Linked DNA regions of Homo sapiens: region 1 is linked to region 2. A link is an interaction called in ENCODE POLR2A ChIA-PET data of the cell type or tissue named here. Cell type or tissue: K562. All regions are shown on one strand. Each heading gives the region's core, and the rest is flanking DNA. Links, peaks and the distances in the headings are about the cores only.

Region 1 (9,300 bases), core at 1,251-3,750, 320 kb before region 2:
CCAATTTAAAATCTCTAGGTGCCCAAGAATCTGCATTTTAACAATGCCATGTCCCCTTTCCAGGTGATATTTGTTATTCTTTTTCTTTTTTTTTTTTTGACACTTAGGGAATTAGAAAAGCCAGTATCTTATTTTTTTTTTCCTATTTATTTTATATAGACGAGGTCTCACTATGTTGCCCAGGGTAGTCTCAAACCCCTGGGCTCAAGAGATCCTCCCGCCTCAGCCTCCAGCATAGCTGGTACTCCAGGTGACTGCCACCTCACCAAGCTTCCAGGTTATTTTTATGCATACTCACATTTGAAAGCAAACTGGTGTACCAGCATAATCAAAATGAGTGGTGCAGCCTCAAATCACAGCTCCTGAGGATGCTTCTCACCCTTAGTTTCAAATGGGCACACAGACCTTGCCCTGGCCCCTTCCAGGGTTGCCAGGAGAATGAAAAGCATAAGGAATTGGAAAGTGTTTTACAAACTATGAGGTGGTTTAGGAAATCAGGAGTTGTTTTCCCCTCCAATGAGTAGTTTCTGAAATTACTCATTGCAAATCCTAGAATGTATCATAGCTAGAAGGGACCACAGAGACCACATAAGCCTCTTGCTGTATGGATAGGAAAACTGAGGCCCTTTCAGGAGAAAGTAACTGTGAAGCCAACCAGTGACCAAATTGGGCCTACACTGCATTCCCAGCCCTGAGGTCTGCCTGTCCCCCTTCCCCATCCCCTCTCCATAAAGAAGCTGAGGGGTAGGTCCCATTCTAAACAACCAACGCAGGTGCTGGCAGAGAGCAAGAGAAACCAGCACATTCCCATTCCAGATGGAAAGAGTGTCCTTTCCCTGCACCTTCCCACAGGGTCCCAGTAACACTAACATTCATTTGTGTGAAGCCCTCTCAAACCCAAGTCATTCAACAAACACTTATTAAGCACCTATTATATACCAAGCACTGTGCTGGTTTAACTGTGGTGGCTGGCAAAGAGAGATGTCTATTATTATTGCTCCATTTTATGATGAGGAAATTTGAGGCCAAAAGGGCCTGAGTTTACCAAGTAGATGAAAAGGTTATTTTTCAGGCTTGGTGAGGCTGAGGTTGGGGGTTTTCCAAAGTCCTGCCCGCCCCAGAGTATTCAAGTACACATCCAGGTAGAAGTAGGCGCCCTCCGTCCCACAATCCTTCAGGTCCTGCTGAAGCAGAAAGGAGTGAAGACCAGCATTCCTAGCATGAAACTGAGGAAGAGATAAGGGCCTTCTGTACCTATTAATACCTACTTGAAAGCAGAAAAGCCTGATAGATGAGGCCCCTTGGCCCTAAGCCTGGCAGCTCCTGATAAGGCTGTTCTCAATGTCAACAGTTTTCAAAAAACAGTTTCCAAAAAATCCACAGTCACTGGGCAGCCACTTCCATTGATGATCTCCTTTCAACCCCATAATCCCGTAAGTAAGCTTGTTTATCCACATGGTGCAGGAAGGAAGAGGCTCAGAGAGGGGCATTCATAGCTCAAGGTCACACAGCAGAACTGAGATGAGAACTTCACTTGTCCCACTGCAAAACCCAGGACCTGCCCTTGCCACCCTCTGTAAATACCCCAAAAGCCAGGCTCAGGGCTGTCAAGATTATAAAGTGTAGTTTCTAAAGGGTATTATGGTGGATAGTGGCTTGGTTCATAGGTGCTTATTTCCATCACCACCTTCACCAACCAAACTAGAGGAGTTCGAGGGGATGCAATCTGTTGGGCCCACAATCCTGTGCCTGGAGACCTCTTTCCCTTGGTTCTTTCCAAGAAGCAGAGTGGTGTAGAGGTGATAGCATGGGCTTCTAAATCAGGTGGGTGTAATCAGAAATCTTGGTCAACATGACCTTGGACAAGTCAATTCACTTCATTCAATCCACAGATATTTACTGAGCACCTATTATGTGTCAGACATTGTGCTAGGTGCTGGGGACACAGTTATAAGTAAAACAGACCCCTGGAACTCACAGTCCAGTGGGAAAGTTAGGAATTATTTCTCTGTCACTGCACAGTATGCTTGTTAAGAAGTTTGACAAGTGACACAAATAATTTAAACCTATTTATTCCACAAACAGCACCTCCCCTAAGCATACATTCTTAGCTTACAAAAAAACAAAAATTCACCAAACATGAATATCCAGTCATGATAAGGAATGCATAATTGGGAGAAAAGATTCTGTGATGACTTAATTTTATGAAGGGCACAGAGATGTCCATTGTTGAGTTGTGGCAGAGGGAGGTGGGGAGTTTTGCATCTGCAACAATCCCTCAATGCTACCCTGACTGACAGTTTACTGTCCCTGGAGATATTCTGTCACTGTGCCAGTTCTGGCTATATCTGAACAGACCTCTTGCCCATCCAAAAGGCAGTCTAACATAGAAACAAGCCTTTGGAGTCGGGTGGCCCCCAACCCTGTGGCTTCCCGCCTCTGTGATCTTGGGGAAGTGATTCACCCTCTTGAAGAGCTTTGCTTGCCTCATCTGCAGAACAACAGATAACAGCTTCTTTACACGATGCGTGTCAAAGTTTAAGAAAACAAAACAAGCAGAGTTTGCAAACTGGCCCCCAGATATAACTCAATTTGCCCATAGAAGATTTTTCTTGAATTATGAATTTGTTTTAAGATTTGAGGAAATTGGAAAATACCATATAAAAATTAACATGTCTGGCTTTTCTTTCTCTTTTCTTTTTTTTTTTTGAGACGGAGTTTCACTATTGTTGCCCAGGCTGGAGTGCAGTGGTGTGATCTCGGCTCACCACAACCTCCGCCTCCCGGGTTCAAGTGATTCTCCTGCCTCAGCCTCCCCAGTAGCTGGGATTACAGGCGCCTGCCACCAAGCCCGGCTAATTTTGTATCTTTAGTAAAGACGGGGTTTCTCCATGTTGGTCAGGCTGTTCTCGAACTCCTGACCTCAGGTGATCCGCCCGCCTCGGGTTCCCAAAGTGCTGGGATTATAAGCGTAAGCCACCGTGCCTGGCCTCTTTTTTTTTTTCTTTTGAAATGGGAGTCTCCCTGTCACCCAGGCTGAAGTGCCGTGGCGTGATCTCAGCTCACTGCAACCTCCGTCTCCCAGGTTCTGGCAATTCTCCTGCTTCAGCCTCCCAAGTAGCTGGGATTACAGGTGTGTGCCACCATACCAGGCTAATTTTTGTATTTTTAGTAGAGACGGGGTTTCACCATGTTGGCCAGGCTGGTCTGGAACTCCTGACCTCAGATGATCCACCCGCCTCGGCCTCCCAAAGTGCTGGGATTACAGGCGTGAGCCACCACGCTTGGCCTCTGGCTTTCTTTTCAAACAGCAGTATCTGGCTATACTGGCCAGGCCATCACGGTGCTAAACAGTTGTTGTCCCCCAGCTAGCGAGGGCCTTACCCTCCAGGCCACCAGAGTCCTTCCCTGGCATGCCTCACTCAGTTCTTGCCCTGCCATTCCAGGGATGAACAGCCACCCCTCATGTACAGTGCCTGGCACAGAGTGAGCACCCAAAAAATGTGAGCTGCTGTTAGTCTTATTACCGCCAAGGAACTGACTGGTACCAGCACAGCTTCTCTGCCTTGCAAGTAACCAAAGATAACATATGGACAGGCCGGGTGTCGTGGCCCATGCCTGTAATTCCAGCACTTTGGGAGGCCGAGGCAGGTGGATCATCTGAGGTCAGGAGTTCGAGACCAGCCTGGCCAACATGGTGAAACCCCGTCTCTACTAAAAATACAAAAATTAGCTGGGCGTGGTGGTGGGCACCTGTAATCCCAGCTACACAGGTGGCTGAGGCAGGAGAATTGCTGGAACCTGGGAGGCAGAGGTTGCAGTGAGCCAAGACTACACCATTGCATTCCAGTCTGGGCAACAAGAGTGAAACTCCATCTAAAAACAAACAAACAAACAACAACAACAACAAAAACATGGACATAGAAGAGAGGGAAAAGTGGATATTCGTGGCTGGGTGCGGTGGCTCACGCCTGTAATTCCAGCACTTTGGGAAGCCGAGGTGGGTGGATCACCTGAGGTCAGGAGTTCGAGAGCAGCCTGACCAACATGGTGAAACCCCATCTCTATTAAAAATACAAAAATTAGCTGGGTGTGGTGGCAGGCGACTGTAATCCCAGCAACTTGGGAGGCTGAGGCAGGAGAATCACTTGAACCGGGGAGGTGGAGGTTGTAGTGAGCCAAGATCAAGCCATTGCACTCCAGCCTGGGTGACAGAGTGAGACTCCATCTCAAAAAAAAAAAAAAAAAGGCAGATATTTGTAATCAAACAGCAGACAGGGGGTTTGGTGCCAGCCAGCAGCCTGGCTGTGTGGCCTTGGCCAAGTCCTTCACCATCAGTTGGCCCATATGTTCCGTGGGTTCAGGCCAGAGGGTCTGAGGTCCAAGGTAACTGCATAGGTCTCAGTCGATTCTCAAGTCTCCCCCCAGCCCTGGTCACTCTCTGAGTGCACGCTCTGGGGACCTCCCTTCTCTCCAAGCCTCACCCATGGCAACTTCCTTTCTCTGCGTCACCCAAGCCTCTCAGGAGGGGTCATGCTTTTCCAAGGAGTGGGGCGAAACCGGACATATGACTATGCCTCCTCTGACCAGGGCCACAGCGAAGGTGGGAGTAGGAGGCCTTTACAGTTGAGGGGCTCAGTTTTTTCATCTGTAAAATAGTGATGATAATAATCATAGTGTTTACCTGATGGAGTTGTTAGGACATTGAGTTATTAACATGCCTGGCACATAGGGAGAGCTCAATGAATGTCAGCTGTTGTGAAGAGTGCAGAATGACTCCCTGAAGTGGCTTGCCTACACTCCCCTCTCAATTTTTCCTCTGAAGAAATGCTTCTTGCTGGGCGCAATGGCTCACGCCTGTAATCCCAGCACTTTGGGAGGCCAAGGCGGGTGGATCACCTGAGGTCAGGAGTTCGAGACTAGCCTGGCCAACATGGCGAAACCCCATCTCTACTAAAAGTACAAAAATTAGCCGGGCGTGGTGGCAGACGCCTGTAATCCCAGCTACTCAGGAGGCTGAGGCAGGAGAATCGCTTGAGCCTGGGAGGAGGAGGTTGCAGTGAGCCAAGATCACGCCAATTGCACTCCAGTCTGGGCGACAGAGCAAAATTCTGTCTCATAAAAAAACAAAACAATAAAAAAATTAGCTGGTTGTGGTGGCACACACCTGTAATCCCAGCTACTTGGGAGGCTGAAGCAGGAGAGTTGCTTGAACCCAGCAAGTGGAGATGGCAGTGAGCTGAGATCGCGCCACTGCACTCCAGCCTAGGTGACAGAATGAGACTCTGTCTCAAAAAAAAAAAAAAAAACAGAAAAAAACGAAAAACTTGTTAGGCTGCAGAATAGCAGAATTTTCATGAAGCAATTCCTGCACTGCCTCCCACATTCTATTAGCCACAAGGAGGAAAAAAAAAAAACTATGTTTGGAGGGCAACGAAGCGTGTAAAATGAAATAATACCATATTCCATTGATTCTGACACCTTTTCTTTCATATTTTAACCTCTCTGAAATTGAGGTGCATCCTAGGATCAGTGGAATATCCATTTGTAGTCAGTAACTATTTTTCTTAGGGGCTCAAAACGGCATATCTCATATTGGATGGCATCTTAGAAGTGACAAGCTGTGGTGTACAAAAAGTGCCAGGCTCAGGGCCCGCCACGTCACAGGCCCTCAGGTTGTCCTCATGACCTTCAGCATCCCCAGCACATTCGAGGCTGGTCATGGTGGAGTGATCAGCTTTTCTTTCTTTTTGTCATTTTCTCACTGACACCTGCTGACCTGCATTTGGTCCCCGGCTTGACAGGCACATGGCAAATGCAGTCAGGGAGGCATATGGGGAGGGCTCAGGATGGGAAGAGAAAGACTTTTTATAATATATTAAGATATTCAAAGAGGAGGAGCCAGAGATTCTTTTTTTAAAAAACAAACAAACAAACAAAAAAATCCCCGCTGGAAGCCAGAGTTATATATATGCCACACAGGCCAGGAAACCCAGCAGGCCTCCTGGAGCTGGCAGCAAACCGAAACAGGGGTATTGTGTCCAGGCCACTGGCTGGCTGAGGGACATTGTTAGGGCCTTGCCCTGTCTGGGAAAAGGGGGGTGGCGGGGCAGGGGGAGTGTGTTCCCATGACTCCCTGGGGAGTAACAACAATTGGGCCAGCTGGGAAGCCGGGGATGCCAGGGGCCCAGTGGGCAGGAGGTAGGCCCCCGAGGGGCCATGGAGGGCACTGCGGAGGCTGAGGAGGTGGGGTGCGGGGGAAGGAAGGTCAGGGTCTGTTTCTTAGCTGGGAGGCAAGGCCTAGGAGGGGAAACATGGGCGTCCTTCACTACACCCCTCCCTCACCCCCTCCAAAGCCCTGGGCCACTGTGTCTCTCTCGAAAGTGCACCCCAGATGTGCCCACTCTTCTCTACCTCTGTCGTCACCCACCCTGGTCTCCCTGCAGGACCACCACGTGGCTTCCTCACTGGGATGTATGCCACCGGCCTGGCTCCTACACTCTGTTCTATACATGAACTAGAAGGATCTTCCCCCAACATAACCCACATCACGTCACTCTCGTCTATACCTGCCACAGGCTGCCCGCCACACTTAGAAAAAAAGCCAGACCCCTTGCCCTGGCCCATGAAGCCTGCCTGGTGGATCCAGCTGGCCTCCGGCTTCATCTCCAGTGAGCCCCACCCCTGCACTCAGTCAGCCAGGCTGGCCCCTTCCCAGCCTTGGAATGCCTTGGCCTGCTCCCTCCTCAAAGCCTGTGCACTTGCAGAACTCTTGATTGGAACGCTCTTCCTCCAGGCTTGCAGAGCTCCCCCCTTGGTATTCAGGGCTCAGAGCAAACATCACCTCCTCAGAGAGGCCTTCCCCGGAAAACAGCCTCCCATTCTCTCCTCCCAAGCCCCCTCTATCACACTGCCCTGTATGACTTCATGGCACCCCCCACCCTCCAAAGTTCTGGAATGTGGTCATCATTGGTCAGTCTTCCCTCCTTAGGCTATGAGCCCCACGTGGGAACTGCTTTCTTTTGTCACTGAATCCTGGCCTCCACCACCACCTGGCACTTTCTAAGAACTCAGCCAACATTAGCTAGTATTTGTATGATTCCTGTGCTCAGGGCTTGGTAAACCATGCCAGCTGCGGCTGGGCACGGTGGCTCATGTCTGTAATCCCAGCACTTTGGGAGGCCAAGGCGGGTGGATCACTTGAGGCCGGCAGTTCAAGACCAGTCTGGCCGACATGGTGAAAACCCGTCTGTACTACAAATACAAAAATTAGCTGGGCGTGGTGGCACTTGCCTGTAATCCCAGCTACACAGGAGGCTGAGGCAGGAGGATCACTTGAATGCGGGAGACAAAGTTTGCACTGAGCTGAGATCACACCACAGCACTCCAGCCTGGGAAAGAGAATGAGACCCCTTCTCAAAAAAAAAAAAAAAAAAAAACAACCCAAAAAAAGGCACAATGCCCGCTGCTATGTGGTCAGGTGGGGAAGGCTACTCTTTTTTTTTTTTTTGAGACAGAGTTTCACTCTTGTTGCCCAGGCTGGAGTGCAGTGGTGCGATCTCAGCTCACTGCAACCTCCGCCTACCAGGTTCAAACATTCTCCTGCCTCAGCCTCCCTGGTAGCTGCGATTACAGGCATGTGCCACCACACCCGGCTAATTTTGTATTTTTAGTAGAGACGGGGTTTCTCCATGTTGGTCAGGCTGATCTCAAACTCCTGACCTCAGGTGATCCGCCTGCCTCGGCCTCCCAAAGTGCTGGGATTACAGGCGTGAGCCACCGTGCCTGGCCGGGGAAGGCTACTCTTGAGCAGGGAGTCAGAATCTGGGACCCATGGACCCCAAGTTCCATGAACTTAGACAGAAAAAAAATTACATTTTTATTTTCACTAGACTCTAACTGAAATGGAACATTTCGTTCCATTTTGAATGTAGGCAACAAACCAGACGACTGTTGGCAGCACGTGGGACTTTGTCCCCAATAGAAATCACAGCTGTTTCCATCTCCCCTCCCAGTGCTGTGGGTACCCTGGGATATGCTCATGCCTATCCTACCTCTGAAATCATGGCCATTTTGAACCTGATGCTAGATCTTTTTATTTTATTTATTTATTTATTTTGAGACGAAGTCTCGCTCTTGTCCCCAGGCTGGGGTGCAATTTCGCGATCTTGACTCACTGCAACCTCCACCTCCCAGATTCAAGCAATTATCCTGCCTCAGCCTCCCGAGTAGCTGAGACTACAGGCATGTGCCACCACGTCCAGCTAATTTTTGTATTTTTAGTAGAGATGGGGTTTCACCATGTTGGCCAATCTGGTCTCGAACTCCTGACCTCAGGTGATCTACCTGCCTCAGCCTCCCAAAGTGCTGGGATTACAGGCGTGAGCCACTGTGCCTGGCCAGATGTTGTTATTTAATGTGTTAAAGAAAGAACATGGCCGGGCACGGTGGCTCATGCCTGTAATCCCAGCACTTTGGGAGGCTGAGGCAGCGAATCAAGAGGTCAAGAAATCAAGACCAGCCTGGCCAACATGGTGAAACCCCGTCTCTACTTAAAATACAAAAATTAGCTGGGCGTGGTGGCACACGCCTGTAGTCCCAGCTAGTTGGGAGGCTGAGGCAGGAGAATCGCTTGAACCTGGGAGGCGAAGGTTGCAATGAGCCTCAATCGCACCACTGCACTCCAGCCTGGCAACAGAGTAAGACTCCATCTCAAAAATAAATAAATAAAAATAAAAAGGAGTGTCCTAAAGGAGCTGATGTGGTCTGGCCCTGATCCTTCTCCCAGCTGACATCCAGCCCACAAGGAGAAGCTGGAGGGAGAGGCCAGAAGAGCAATGAGAATGAGGTTTCTGTCGCAGACACTGGGACCCACACTTGCATTCCGCCTGGCTTCTGTCTTGTTTATTAAATTATGACATCTGCAGCAGCTTTGAGCACAGAGTCCCAGCACAGAAAACAGGTCCCCTCCGTTCAGAAGCCCTTTCTCAGAACAACACTCAGAAGAGAGCTCAGCTCTCCCTCTGTCTTCTTTATTTTTTAATTAATTTCATTTTTATTTTTTATCTAAAGGATTACATGATCATCATCTCCCTCTGTCTTCTATCTGGGCAGCACGAGAGTGGGTCCCACTCTACAGGGCACCCTCTGCTGAAAATCAAAACTTGCTCACCCCAAATGCCCTTCAAGGCTGAACTAAGACAAACTCTCCCCCTGTGAATCTGGAACGAGACAAGCGGAGGAAAAAAAATTTATTTTTATAAAGATCCTCAAATTTGTCATAGAAAGCAACCCATCTGA
Region 2 (9,300 bases), core at 2,450-4,949:
AGGTTGCAGTGAGCCAAGATCGCACCATTGCACTCCAGCCTGGGCAATAAGAGCGAAACTCCGTCTCAAAAAAAAAAAAAAAAAAAAAGTTCCCTGGGCCTTAGCTTCTTTGTGACCATTTGAGTGCCTACCATGTTATGGTGTGGTACTAGATGGTGTGGATAATACCCATATGAGTAAGACTGTCTTCAAGGAGCATATAGTCAATCAGGGACTGCAAGACCATATGCTATTTCAGACAAGGTCATTGTGGGACTATGGGATCCTTAATCTCCCTTAAGAGTTTCCTGCCTCCCTGTCATCCTGTCTTGCTGTTTTCTGTGCCATGCTATTCACTGTTGCCTGGTACCTTTTCCTACAAACCATTTTTGTTGTATTCTCCCTGCTGTAAGTCTAGTATGGAAGTTTTGGTAAATAAAAGTTCTTCCAGCAATAAACTTTTCTTTGGATTGAGTTACTATTTCAAGGGCAGCTACTCTTTTTTTTCTCTTGTGTTTGGCAAAGGTGTTATTGCTTTTATGGAGATGCTGAAGGAATCTGGGGAACATAGAATAATGATGGAATGAAGCATGGGGAATGCCATCCTGCATCAGGGGAGAACATATATTTAGCGTTGTACTGTTCACTCCCAACGGCATCTGACTGTAATGGGGGTAATTTTGCTCTTTTGCAAAGACAAGGAACTTTTAGTTGTGATGTTCAGGGAGCAGAATTTTAAAGGTATTCCATTTAGGGGAACCAAGCTGCTGAACTTTCATCCTCATTGGGAAGTCCTTGGGGCACTCTTAAATCCTTTCTGTTCCAGATCTGTTCAGTCTTATCCTCTAGATCAGAGGTCACATACTGGTAGCCCCTTGGGCTGTATCTGGCCTGTGTACATATTTTGTTTGGCCTGCAGTAGTGGTGTCATTGTTTTTTAAATTGAGACAGGGTCTTGCTCTGTTACCCAGGCTGGAGTGCAGTGGCACAATCATAGCTCACTGCAGCCTCAAACTCTTAGGCTTAAGCTATCCTCACGCCTCAGTCTCCTGAGTAGCTGGAATGACAGAGACATGCCACTACACCCAAGTGTTTTTTAAATTTTTTTGTAGAGATGAGTTATTACTTTGTTACCCAGGCTGGTCTCACACTCCTGGCTCAAGCAGTTCTGCTACCTTGGCCTCCGAAAGTGTTGGGATTATGTGTGAGCCATTGCACCTAGCCTCTATTTTTATTTTGAGTGGAATAAAAGCCTGGGGAGATTAGGACTGCCTTTCAGTGGAGATAGTATGTATGTGTGAGATGAGAGGTCCTGGCATGGGGCTATGAAGGTGACTGGTTTCTCATGAAAAAGGAGGAAGATTTTTGAGAAAGTAGCAGAGGCTAGAGCCTGACGCTGACCATGAGCAATTTTTCCATTTATAAGAGTGGGGGTAGGCCTGTCTTCTCCTTGAGTCCTCTACCAGGGATTTGTTTTGTTTTGTTTTGGTGTGTGTGTGGTTTTTTTTTGTTTTGTTTTGTTTTTGAGACGGAGTCTCGCTCTGTCACCCAAGCTGGAGTCAGTGGCATGATCTCAGCTCACTGCAACCTCTGCCTCCCGGGTTCAAGTAATTCTCCTGTCTCAGTCTCCCAACTAGCTGGGACTACAGGTGCGCGCCACCATGCCTGGCTAATTTTGTATTTTTAGTAGAGACAGAGTTTCACCAATTTGGCCAGGCTGATCTCGAACTCCTGACCTTGTGATCTGCCCGCTTCAGCCTCCCAAAGTGCCAGGATTATAGGTGTGAGCCACCACGCCCCAGCCTCTACCAGGGTTGTTATATTGTGACTCCTTGTACACTGGCTAGTCCATGCTTTAGAAGCTTGTAAACTGAAGCAAAGAGACATGGCTTGGATCTTTGGGCAACTCTTTGGAGCTTCGGCCAAATTTGGCAGAAGCTTTGAGTTTACAACTTCATGTTCTTCATTTCTCTACTTTTTTCCACATTCTGCTTCCTTATTGACTGGCTTCTTTAGACAGCATATTTGTTCTCAAGTTTGTCAAAGCCACACCATTTCCTGTTGTTTCTTTGATACTCAAGCCCAGTGTCAGTTGCCGTTTATCACCAGAGTATAGCACTTTTTTTGGGAAACACTTGGTCAATTCATTTTTGCTACCTGCTTGCCACCAAGGTCCAGCCCAGCTCTAGAAGGAACTCTAATATTGAAGAGACTTTACCTAGTTAAGGTGCTGGTGAATCCCCTGCGACTAAGTGAATTATCTTCATTTTACTGGGAACTTTTGGTGCCCTTATTGGCTGATAAATCTGTCTCGGCCTATCTTAGGACTTCATATGGACAGCAAACTAGTCAAGGCTCAGTGGATCATGTCCTTGTCAAGTTGGCATTTTTTGCAATCCCTATTATATATTTGTAAGGTAGAGTGGAAGTGAGTCTGATGTGTCATGAAGGAAACCATGGACATTAATTCAGAATCAAAACCGTTTTACTTATGAGTTGGTACCTGGTCTTTTTTTCTTCCAGTGGCACTCTGTTGCCCAAACTGGAATGCAGTGGCGTAATCTCAGCTCACTGCACCCTCTACCTCCCGGGCTCAGGTGGTTCTCCCACCTCAGTCTCCTGAGTAGCTGGGACTACAGGCACGCACCACCATGTCCTGTTGTTTTTATTTTTTTATTTTGTAGGGATAGGGTCTTGCTCTTTTACAAACTAGGCTGGGGTCTTGAACTCCTGGGCTCAAGCCATCCTCCCGCCTTGGCCTCCCAAAGTGCTGGGATTACAGGCCTGAGCCACTGCACCAGGCCTGAAAGTAGGCAAAAGAATCACCCAGAAAGTCACCTGCTGGTTCCCTTTGACTTCTTGTGATTACTGAAACATCATCCAGTATGTGGAGTACTGTGGTAATTTCCATGACAACTGATCCTGATTTTCCAGATAAAGAGAGGAAGCTAGTAAGTGTTAGGAACTCAAAAAGCGTAGTAAGCTAAGTTCTTGTGATGCTAAGTAGAATTTTTAGCTGAAAGGACCTTTCAGCAGCAACTGCCTGATTAAACCTCTTCCTCTTATAGGTCTGGAGAGGTTAAGCAACTTGCCTAAGGGATTGCTGTGTTTGTGGAATAAACTCTGGATCCTCAGCTTAGTATCTCTCTGTGCCTCCTATTCTGCATGACTTTTTTCATTATATCTCGGCTGAACTGTGAGCTCTATGAAGGCGGAAACCATGTCTGTCTTGTTGATGAGTGTTTTCCCAGAGCCTGGCATAGGATCTAAGTATTTTTTGAGTGAATGAATAAACTGGGTGGGGGGGGGGTTCTCAAACTGGAACACATGGCTGCATAGTAGATGATACATGAAATCACAGGATAAAACATACATCTTCCTGAAGTGTCAGTATACTTATTTTTTCAGAGTTGGATTAAATATTATAACTGGTAATTTAAAGTTTGCTTTTAACTTTAAATATTTTTATGGAATGAATGATAAATTAGCATGAATTCTTGAGATAAAGTGAGAAAGCATCAAATAAGTTACAGGATTATAGCAGGCCCTTTGACTTCTACCCCAGGGTGGGTCTGGCATCGCCAGACCTCTGACATTTTTAAGAGCAGCTAGAAATCTAATTTTTTTAAAAGTGAGATCTGATTTTGAATGTTGGCAGTTAACTCAGAGGTTTTTAAGTAAATTTTTACATATCAGACAAAAACATATCCTTGGGCCTAAACATCTGCTTGTGACCTATGAGATAAAATACAGGTCTGAGCAGTAACTAGACTTTGGATGGGGCCAAGATAGGTGGTGGTGTCAGGGATATCTCCTATTCTGAGTCTGGCTCCTTCAGATTTGAAACTAACCATAAGCAGGAGTGGAAAGAATAAAGCTAGAGACTTGATTAGAACAAATTCCCACATTAAACATCCTCTGTAGGAAACAGCTTCTATAACTCACAGGCTACCATATCCCTTCTCGTTGACTCCCCTTGTTTTGCAGATGAAACTAAGGTCCAGAGAAGAAACCAGAGCTTTCTTGTAGGACCCTTAAGAAGCAGCCATGGGGCCAGACACGGTGGTTCATGCCTGTAATCCCAGCACTTTGGGAGGCCAAGGCAGGCAGATCGCTTGAGGTCAGGAGTTCAAGACTAGCCTGGCCAACATGATGAAACCCCATCTCTACCAAAAATATAAAAATTAGCCGGGTGTAGTGGCGCACGCCTGTAGTCCCAGCTACTTGGGAGGCTTAGGCATGAGAATCGTTTGAACCCAGGAGGCGGAGGCTGCAGTAAGCCGAGCTTGCGCCACTGCACTTCAGCCTGGGCGACAGAGTGAGACCCTGTCTCAAAAAAAAAAAAAAAGAAAAAGAAAAGAAGCAGCTATGGGTCCTGGGCAGGCCCCGCTTCAAACTCCTGACCTTTGTTTGGTTTTCCTGCCTCACACACTCTTGGGCCATGGGGCAGTGGCTTCTGCCATAGCCTGAGGTGGTTGGGAGAGCTGGGCTAAGGCTTCTTGGTGCAGCCCTATCATCATGAGGTGGCGGAAGGTTGCCGTGGCAGGTGGTAATGTGCTGAGCCTCTTCTTGGTGCAAAGGGTCTATTTCTGTCACTAGCATCAGATTGACCTTATTTTATTTTTTTTGCCTAGAAAGATGTAGAAGACAGCTCAGCAAAAAGAAGCCTCAGGGCCGAGATAGATCTATCCCTCGTTGTGCCTTGCTTGCCTCTTCTCTTTCTCTTCTTTTTCCTTTCCTCCGCCTCCTTTCTTTTTGAGCCCTACTTACCCTTTCTTCTGCATCCTCCCCCACCCGCCATCCTTTGTTTTTTTCCTCACTGTTGCCCTTCTTGAGAAATTCTTGTAATGCTACTGCAGTGCGCAGAGCTTGGGATTGAACCTGTTTTCTGTGTTTTTAAAGGGGACTTGCAGTAAAAAGTAGGGCATCTAAAATAGGGAGACTAGACATCTTGAAACTGTCCCCTCTTCTTCTCCATTCCCACCCCAAGTCATAAAGGATAAAATCTAAACTCTGGCCTTGGCCGCAAGGCTCATGCAGTCTGGTGCCATATCACTTTGCTGCCTTTTGTCAGCAGCATAGTGCTTAATACCCACTGTTTCCCTGTGTTTCTGCCCAGTAGAAGGTTCCCTGGATGTGCCAGGCTGTATCATGACTTTGTTTTGACTACAGATAGTCCCTGGTTTACAGTTTGACTTACTGATTTTTTGACTTTATGTTGGTTACAAAAGTGATATGCATTCAGTAGAAACGGTACTTGGACTACTCATACAGCTAGTCTGTTTTCACTTTCAGTAAAGTATTCAATAAATTATGTGAGATATTCAACACTGTATTATAAAATAGGCTTTGTGTTAGTTGATTTTGCTCACCTGAAGGCTAGTGTTAATGTTCTGCGCATATTCAAGGTAGGCTAAACTAAACTAGGGTGTTTGGTAAGTTAGGTGTATTAAATGCATTTTCCCAGCCTGGGCAACATAGACTTCATCTCTTTTTTAAAACAAACAAACAAACAAAATAAAAAAAAAAACTAGCTCGCATAATGGGGCATTCCTGTAGTCTCAGCAGCTACTTGGGAGGCTGGGGTGGGAAGATCGCTTGAGCCTAGGAGGTTGAGGCTGTAGTAAGCCTTGATTGTGTTACTATACTCCAGCTTAGGCATCAGAACGAGACCTTGTCTCAAAAAAAAAAAAAAAAAAAAAAAGGCATTTCGACTTACAGTATTTTCAGCTTACAAGGGGCTTATTGGGATGTAACCCTGTTGTAAATTGAGCAGCATCTGTATTTCCCCTAAGTAGAAATCCCCTTATCTTCTTATCCCCTTTACCTGACAGACTCCTGTTTATCTTTCATATCAATTCCAATGCCACTTCCTCAGGGAAGCTTTCCCTGATCACTACAGAAGCAGAATTAATTTTGATCAAATAAAATACAGGATTTATAGCAGGCCCTTTGACTTCTAGGACTGCTGTAGTTGTACTCTAGTGCTGTGTCACACCCAAATCCTCTCTCATTCATTGGATCGAGACAGTATAGGCCAGGGGATAGTGTGCTACTTATCTCTATTTCCCTTGTGTCTCTGAAATAGGCTTGGCACAAATAGTACTTACAAAATGAATGATGGAAATGTGTATGCATTGATACTTATAGTATAGTTTGGTGTTGAGTGCTACAGATGAAATATGACAGTGCGCTTTAAAGAAGAGGCTTAATTTGGGGGTGACTAAAATAAAAAATTATTGACTTGAGGGTCTCTGTTTTGCAAGAATACATAATTAGCTTAAATAAGCAGCAAAAGGTTAGTTTTAATTATGTAGCTTCTGTTAATATTAAGTGTTTTTTGTCTGTTTTACCTCAATTTGAACAGATTAAGTTTGCGTGCATGCTGGACATGCCTCAGAACACATGAGTAGCCCGTACTAGATCTTGGGAACGTGGATCTTAGAGTCACTTTGGAATAAGTTCTTATATAAATACCCCCAGCCTTTTGAGAACGGGGCTTGTTAAAGGACGCGTATGTAGGGCCAGTACCTACTGGCAGTTGGATTCAGGGAAATGGGATTGACTTGGCCTTTGGTCCTTTGGTCATAATTTTAAAATATGGGAGTAGAAAACAACAAAGAATGGAATGGATGCTTAAAACAATGAAAGAGCATTTATCATTTGTCTCTTGAATGTAGAGTTTGTTTTTGATTTCATAATTCTGCGGGTAAACGTGACAGTTAAAGTGGTGGATTATGTATATGTATTATAATTTAGAAATTCCATTTTATAATTTTACTATTCCAAGGTGAAATAATGCATTTAAATTTGGGATTTGGGTGGAGTATTATGTTTAACTGGAGTTGTTGTCAAGTATGAATCCCTCAGGGAAAAAAAATTCTGTTTTAAAAAGCAGTCTGATTCTTAGCTCTTGAAACTATTGTTACTTAAATTTCCAATAATTAAAAATTAAAAATTTTAAAATTAGAATTGCCAATACTTTGACCTTTGAGAAGGGTTTCTTAGAAATACATTTAGTAATGTCCCCAAGACATTAGTCTTACATTTAAACTTTTTTCTTTAAAACATGGTATTGGTTGTTAACCTTTACACAGTTCTGAGTACTGTTAATATCTGGAAAGTATCTTGAGATATCAGTGGAAAGCTAAACAGTCTAAATTTAACATGAAATACTTCTTTATGATTCAGAAAATAAAATCAGATTTTTTCAAAGTCAAAAAAAGAAATGTGACAAAGTGCTCTGGAAATTTACTGGAATTCTTGAGAGAGAACTAACTGGAAGAAATCTTGGAAGCTTCTAGAAGCTGGTAGCATTTGAGCTTGTCCTTAAAGATTCAGGAGTTCAGTTGGCAGAGATGGTGGGAAGAACATTCTAGATGGAAGGAATGGTAGGAGTAAAAGTAATGAGGAAGTACGGAAGCCAGGCCCTACCTACTAATCCACCTGTCCCCCTTATTCAGAATTTCTGCCAAATGTGTGCTAAATCTCTGTGGGCCAGCCTAAAGGATATTTACTTTTCTTCCTATTCTTTCCTTCCCTTCTTCCTACCTCTTTTGTCCTTTTTGCCTTTTATTTTTTGTTTCTTCTCAATATTTCCCCCTTTTTTTTTAAATCTCCCCCTTTCTCCAGTCCTTCATAAAAAAACAAAAAAGCAAAAAACTTTATTTACCTTTCTCTACCTACTTCTTTTTTGCACTTTTCCTAGGTAACCCAAGAAATCCAAGTCTTTGGGTGGAGATGTGAATCAGCCATACAATGTTTAACTCCAAATAACACCTCCCCTTGTGAAGCTGAGAAGTAATTGAGGCATAATTGCTTCTCATCTGTCTCTTGTGTTTTATTGGCATAGACTTTTTTTTTTTTAACCTCCCACAGTGCTGGGGGTGTCATTATCATTTTATTTTTCGTAGTTGTCAAAATGTCAATTTTAATGAGAAATTTCTGCAGATAGGTTTGCCCTTGAGTGGTAGGAGCCTTCAGGCAAAGCCAGGGCTAGATGAGTCAGGAATGTTCATGGATCTGTTTTCTCATGCATACAGGTGTATAGGCCACACAGAGGCAGACACCTACTTTTCCCCATCCCTACAGGCTCAATGCTTTGCAACATGTGCACACACACACACACACACAATTGATGTGCATGTATGTCCTCTCTTCTATACACAAAGTATCTCCCTTACACTTTCAAGCCATCTATTCCTCCTCCTCCCGTATGTGCACACATTTACCCTCTTACACCCCTGTCCCACTGTCTTCTACCCAGATACCCAGAATTGTGTGTGCTACCAAAGTATCTGCAAGCCTAACTCAGACACCACACTGTTCACTCCCTTACATCTGCGCACAAGTCCTCCCCTCCACACATGCCCACATAATCTCTGCCCGTGCCAGATGCCACACACCGAGTACCACAGCATCCTCCACATTTCTTTATACCCAGGTGCTGTCACCACCACCCCTTAGGTTTCTGTATCTTCATAACAGACATTTTAGTTTCAGACTAGTTTTGAAAGGAAATGTTCTTTGCTGACAGCCAAGCTAGCAGACTGTTAGGAAGTTGGAACCATTTATGATAGATCCTTTGGATTCAGGCCGCTAGTATAATGATGGGGGTAGGGGAGGACTGGATCAGACAATAGTGGGCTACCTCTGAATGTTACTGTTTATGACCCAAGGTGAGTTTGAACCTGAGTTCACTGCTATTGGAAGGTGATCCCCATACTTAGCACAAGAAAGCCAAAGCTACTGCATGTGTTCCAAATCAGAATCTCTGGGGTCAGGCATAGAAACTGATGTTTTTAATGAATTCCTTGAGTCCTTCTGTTGTGTAGCCAGGTTGGGAAACACTTATCTAGAGAAAGAACTAGAAGTAAAAAGATATGCATTATCTTCTGATACCACCTTGGACAAGTTTCTTTTCTGGACATCAGCTTTCTCCACTGAAATATTAAAAACCTATACTCATAAAGGACCCTTTCAGTTCTAAAATTTCATGCTGCTTTATGATGAGTTTAGTCTGGGATCTTTTTCTACCTCATAGTGTCCGTTCTCTGGGTCTGCCTGGGGCGGGGCATTTTAGGGCATTTGGCCAGAGGCCAGCGAGGCAGCCCAGGCCCTGACCTTCTGCCAGAAGCACTGACACAGCTCCTAATTAGAAATGGATCAATATGGGCCTGTAGCCAGGCCTGGGGAGCCTGGGAGGAGGCTGGAGCAGTGCTCCTAGGTAGGGAGAATGATTACCGTGAAATGGATCTGGTTACACTTGTCAATACAACAGTTCTGCTGGTGTAGCCCACCTCCCCTGGGGACCAGCAGGCA

Evidence for each region. Peaks named below come from ENCODE experiments on the same cell type or tissue, not always from the same donor. Only the 100,000 strongest peaks of a DNase experiment are listed, where the experiment ranks them.
Region 1: POLR2A ChIA-PET joins it to region 2 with 5 read pairs; 1 of 35 experiments calls an interaction of 5 or more read pairs at or near these places.

The regions. Positions count from the first base shown.
Region 1 is chr20:33,687,793-33,697,092 of GRCh38, forward strand. No RefSeq gene overlaps it. Among named protein-coding and RNA genes, the nearest start is that of E2F1, 6.1 kb to the left of the region's middle. In K562, for the core only: no CTCF peak of the experiment used is centred there; DNase peaks (open chromatin) are centred at 1,339 and 2,429.
Region 2 is chr20:34,007,754-34,017,053 of GRCh38, forward strand. All of the region lies in intron 1 of RALY (RALY heterogeneous nuclear ribonucleoprotein), which reads left to right. Among named protein-coding and RNA genes, the nearest start is that of RALY-AS1, 18 kb to the left of the region's middle. RefSeq lists an enhancer at 2,581-3,258 and a silencer at 2,710-3,004. In K562, for the core only: no CTCF peak of the experiment used is centred there; a DNase peak (open chromatin) is centred at 3,748.